2 separate regions of the Homo sapiens genome follow, and region 1 is linked to region 2. A link is an interaction called in ENCODE POLR2A ChIA-PET data of the cell type or tissue named here. Cell type or tissue: PC-9. All regions are shown on one strand. Each heading gives the region's core, and the rest is flanking DNA. Links, peaks and the distances in the headings are about the cores only.

The links. Peaks named below come from ENCODE experiments on the same cell type or tissue, not always from the same donor. Only the 100,000 strongest peaks of a DNase experiment are listed, where the experiment ranks them.
Region 1: POLR2A ChIA-PET joins it to region 2 with 15 read pairs; 2 of 35 experiments call an interaction of 5 or more read pairs at or near these places.

The regions. Positions count from the first base shown.
Region 1 is chr5:56,407,964-56,410,882 of GRCh38, reverse strand. No RefSeq gene overlaps it. Among named protein-coding and RNA genes, the nearest start is that of LINC01948, 72 kb to the left of the region's middle. In PC-9, for the core only: no CTCF peak of the experiment used is centred there; a DNase peak (open chromatin) is centred at 1,332.
Region 2 is chr5:56,853,572-56,856,490 of GRCh38, reverse strand. All of the region lies in intron 1 of MAP3K1 (mitogen-activated protein kinase kinase kinase 1), which reads right to left. Among named protein-coding and RNA genes, the nearest start is that of MAP3K1, 39 kb to the right of the region's middle. In PC-9, for the core only: no CTCF peak of the experiment used is centred there; no DNase peak of the experiment used is centred there; H3K27ac peaks cover 324 bases.

The DNA.
Region 1 (2,919 bases), core at 103-2,602, 450 kb after region 2:
TCTGTCATGTATGGTTGGGAAACTTCACGTGTGCACAAACCATTTCCTAACCCAAGTTTCAGGATCCTTGAAGTCAAGGCCAGGTTCCAGGCCTCCTCACATTTCCCACCATGCTCAGCAAGCTGGGAGGCGAGCGGGCACCCACCTGCAAGCCAGGTTCAGTTCTGCCTCTGGCCAAGCACCGACTGCCCATCTCCCCAAGTCCCTCTGTAGTCATGAGACGGGGGCTAAAAGGAGGATATAATTAAAGGGTCAGGAAGTAAGGAGAGAGTGTGGTGTAAACTGAGGAAGCAAACAGGTCAGGACAGTAGGTCTGAGGGGAAAAGTCACCTGGGCCATTATACTATAACAAAATGAAAATCTAGATGCTTTATTGTTCTCAGTAGTTTAAAAAAATATGTTTTGGGAACAACTATTTTTATAGAGATGAGAGGGGAAACATACACTAGAAAAATCTTTCTCATAGGAATGAGTTTGTTTGTCCTTTTTAAACAAACAAGCCAACATGAGTTAGTAATATAATCTTGCAGTTAAAAACCAACAAATCTCCACCAAAAAAAAAAAAAACAGCAATATGATATATTTCTGTCCATCGTTTTAGCCCTCTTGGGTGACAGAGGAACCAGCTACCCAGAGAAGAAGACTTGGGGGAGTGGGTAAGGGTCTCCCCTCATCCCAAGGACAGCATCACAAGGGGTTCAGGGTGAAGGGAAACAGGAAGTGGAGGCATTTTCTGTCTTTTCAAACTGGGCACTTCTCATCTGGTCCAGCTCTTTGGCAAAGAGAAGGACACCAACCGGGACCTCGCAGTCCCTCGACTCAGCACAAAGCTTCCTTAGATTAGTGCCCAAACTAATTTTTATGACATGTCATTCCAGTAAGGGCACGGCTGCATTTCACAGATGGGCTTCCCCCAGATAGCGACTGTTGATTGGCTGAGTTGGGATCTGGCTGGATTAGGGAAATTTAAGCTGACAGCTGGTCTTTTTGCATGAGAGCATAAAGCCCTTGTTGTTGGAGGAAGCAATGGGAGCTGGTCAGATCTCATGGCCAAGTAGGAGGGCTTACTCTTAGCAGAGGCCAACACTTCCCAAGCTAAGATGACTTAAAAACGACGATTGTGCAAGTACAGTTACACTGTACCAGCCCAAATGATCTCAGGTCCTGACCAAAAGACCAGAGCAGATAAGAAAACAGCCCAGTAGAACATATGGGAAAAGAGAAAAAAACTTAAAGAAGCCCACGTCTAGGTAGAAATCCCAGAAGTCCTAATCACCAAGGAACTTGGCTTCCCTAGAGTAATGAGTCACCTCTGAGTCTCCTCTGGAAGATTAGTTCACGTTATCAGTGAGTCCTGAGAACAGGGATTTAAAATGTTTATTTGCCCAAGGAAAGACCTGCATGTATTTAGAAATACAACTACTAATAAAAGTATGTGTGTGTGTGTGTATGTGCACTCACATGCAAGCGTGATCTCATGCCAGTCACTGTGCCAAGAGAGAGCTTAATGTGCATTAACGCGTCCAATCCCGCAACTGCCCTATGAGAAGGGTGCCATTATTTTCTTCTTTTTATGGAGGAGGAAACTGAGGCTTAAAGAGATTAGGTAACGTCTGGGCTACTCTGGGAGCCTAACCAGTATTAATAACAATGGTTTCCAAATTATAGATCACAACCCATTAAAGATCATAAAATCCATGTAGTGGGTCGCAAATAGGCTTTAACAGAAAAGAAAAAAAAATCAGCGTGCTCTATGTAAAGTAAGAGAAAAATTGATTCATGGAGCCGGCGCAGTGGCTCACGCCTGTAATCCCAGCACTTTGGGAGGCCGAGGCGGGCGGATCACGAGATCGAGACCATCCTGGCTAACACGGTGAAACCCTGTCTCTACTAAAAATACAAAAAATTAGCTGGGCGTGGTGGTGGGCGCCTGTAGTCCCAGCTACTCAGGAGGCTGAGGCAGGAGAATGGCGTGAACCCGGGCGGCAAAGCTTGCAGTGAGCTGAGATCTCACCACTGCGCTCCAGCCTGGGCAACAGAGCCAGACTCCGTCTCAAAAAAAAAAAAAAGAAAGAAAAGAAAAAGAGAAACTGATTCATTATCCTTTCCATTCAGTGATATAGGTGCTATATGCTGTGGGTTACAATATCAAATATAGTAGCCTGACATCTAACACTGTAGATTAGTTTTGCCTGTTTTTGAACTTTGTATAAATGAAATGATGTAACATGTATTCCTTTGTGTCTGGTTTCTTTTATTCAACATTTTATTTGAGAGAACCATCAATATTATTGTTTTAGTTTGTTCATTCTTGTTATTGTGTTATATATGTATACAATACACATATTGTATATTGTGTGACTACACATAACTTTTTTAACCAGTCTCCTGTCAATGATATTTGGGTTGTTTCTACTTTTTTACTATGATAAACAACACCATGAACATTTGGGTATGTGTCTTTTGGCAAACATACGTACACATCCCTATTGGATATGTACCTGGGAGTAAAATCTCAGGGCCATGGGGTATATGGGAGTTCAGTATTAGTAGACATTGCTAAATAGCTTTTTTTCAAAGTAGCTATAACAACAGTTTAAGTGTACCAGTAATTTAAACGTTTTTCTTTCTGTGACAATTTCTCTGGGAAAATGCTTTCTGCAAGGTGCAAGTACAGAAGTGTTTATGAACACATCTGCTCCGTCATCCTCTTTTCCTTCCTAGTCCCACCCTCCATTCATCTATAACATTGACTGACTGAGGAGGTGGGGGCTTGGATTGCTTTGTCTGACATAACTTCAGAGCAGAGCAGGAGTGTGTGCATATTAGATATGCAGTAGCAGACTGACCTGTAAGGGAAGGTCCCACTTTATGACAGGATGGATCCCCCTTGACACTCCTGTGATGCCTCGCCCCCAC
Region 2 (2,919 bases), core at 158-2,657:
AAAAAAGATAACTGCTAAAAACCCCAAATGACTTAAAGCTTGAAAAGATTCTGAATTATATACTACTGACATATATCATGCAGACCTATGTTCCACTGTAGTTAACAAAATGAATCCCAAGACATTAAGCACTATATTAACAAATATATTCACTAAGACTGCATTGTTTTTAATTCTACCACCCAAATAACAAATATTTAGAAGGGTGTATTACTACACTTTTATCCCAGGATTTCCAATAAATTAAGTCAATACAGATAGAATCTGGTGGATATGCTGATTTATCTGAAATAAGCTCAATAAATATTTAATAAGTGAAGTGAAACTTAACTACATCATCTATGACCCCAAAACAATTTTTCATAGCCTACATGATTAAATTTTTATTTTCATAGAACAGTGACTTCATAACAAAGCACTTGGGGTACTCTATAAAGAATAAAAATTATCCAGTACAAACATTTGATCTTTACTCCATAAAATGGTGTGGATTTACCAGAATAAAACAATCTCTAAACTAAGAACGTTTGAGAATTAACTCTACAAAGCCTAACAGGCAAAGCATCAAGCTCACGAAAATCACTAATTTTAAAATATACCCATATCCACATGAGCATACATGCATACACGATATGCATAGATTTGAAAACCTGATTTATAAGGATGCAGTTAAAGCAACTGCACCTTGGGATTAGTAACAACTTTAAAAATACTAAGCTAATTTCAGTAACTATTTTGAAAAGTCTTTAAAGCTAGAGAACAGTTTTTCTACACTGATAGGAAAAGGAAATACTCAAGGAAATACCAAAAACAAGAACCTCAAGTTTACTACAAAGACAAATTCAAACTCCTCTAGGAATTTTCCAGCTAATCACAACTATGAAGTACGATCTTCAGAGAATCAGCCAAAGGAAGAAGAAACTACTTAAAAAAAAATATTCACTAGAAAGGAAACGGTTAACCCGTTTCACTGAAGCATCAAGACTGTGAGGAAAGTAGAAGGCAACATATTAAACATCTTTGTATCAGCAACTGGCCTAGACATTTTTAGAAATACAAAGAATACATAACATTTGGTTTGAAACTTGCAAATAGGCATTAAGACCACAGCGTAAAATATTTCCTTACACACACATACACACACAAATACTGTTATATAGAAGCAATATGAGACTTTCAAAAAGTATGAAAAAAGGAGGATTATCTAATTTACTTATATGTGCTTGGCTGCTTTTTATGCTGATTATAAAATATAAATATTAGGGGATGTGTAGAAGAAAGTAAGAGAGGGAGGGAGGAGAAAGAAGGAAAGAGGAAGGGGGGATGGAGAGAAGGGAAGAAGGCAGAGAAGAAAGGAGGAGGAGAAAAAGGAGGAGGGAGAGGAAGGCAGAGAAAGAGAGGTAGGGGTGAAGAACACAGGGGATAAAGTGTCTTCCAAAAAAGTCCATCCTGCTCAGTTGGTATTCCAGGAGGCTCAGCTTTGTAGGCAACTGAATTTATGTGGTGACTGCATAATAAAAATTCACTTCCAAGTCTTTAGTATTAAAAGCGCTTTCCCCCTCCAGTAACAATGTTGCAAGAGGTGGTTTGGTTCCCAGGCTAGTTCCAAAAAATAAGCCTCACAGTGGAACTGCAGTGCATTTTTATACCAGAAACTCCTGCACTCCTAGACCAAGGTGCTTGATAGTCTTTCCTCTGGTCCTAGCTATCTCTCTTCCCCCAAATCTGTTTCAGGAGTATCTCTTCTCTGCTATGGATTTTCAGTTTCTGTTCCTGGCCCTGAGTCAAACACACAAAGGATGTTCCTTGTCTAAACAAATCTTTCTGGATGGCATGGCCTCCTTAAAGTCTAATGTGTCTCTTTCCTTTCCACTTGTTTGAAAATACTGTCATCTTTTAGACCAATTTCTTTTATCATAAATAATAGGGATGAGCATTCTAGTAGCTGAACTTTTACACACATCTGAGATTCTTTTTTAAATTTCGTTTTACCTTATTTATGTTTAAGGACTATGAGATTATTTTTTTCTTTTTTCTTTCTTTTTTTTTTTTTTTTTTGAGATGGAGTTTAGCTCTTGTTGCCCAGACTGGAGTGCAATGGTGCAATAGGCTCACTGGCAACCTCCGCCTCCCAGGTTCAAGTGATTCTCCTGCCTCAGCCTTCCAAGTAGCTAGTATTACAGGCATGTGCCACCACGCCTGGCTAATTTTGTGTTTTTAGTAGAGATGAGGTTTCACCATGTTGGTCAGGCTGGTCTCGAACTCCTGACCTCAGGTGATCCACCCACCTCGGCCTCCCAAAGTGCTGGGATTACACCACATTTGGCCTAAATTATTTCTTTAGAATAAACACCTAGAAATGGAAATGCTGGGTTAAAAATGTACACAAATGAAGACTTTTGATAATATTGTCAAATAATCTTCTAAAAAATATGTCTTCCATTCACACGCCCATCCAGGTCAAGCTGCTCTTAAACCTGCTCTGAACTAGCAACAGGCTCCTAACGAGGCTTCTTTAACTTTGAATCTTACCCAGATTTCACAGTGCAGCCAGGGTTACTTCCTCCATTAAAATGCTCTAGTGGTTCCCCCCGGGCTTAGACTAAAATCCAAAATGTTTAGCCCAACCTAAGTGGCCCTGCACCTCGTGGTCTCACCTCAATTCCTGTCATCAGACCTGCAACCCCCCTTCTTCACTGCCTCAATAACCCCAAGATCTTTCCTACTCAGGGCTTCTGGACAGGCTGCTTCCTTCTCTGTCTACTTTTTACCTAATTTCTACCCACTCTCTAGATTTTCCTCAACTCCTCAGAGACTTTCCCAATTTCAATTAAGAACTCCCAGTTCCATTCTTTCACAGCACTTGTATTTTTCCTTTAACATGGTTAATGCAGTTTGCAAACTGTTCCTCTCTTATGA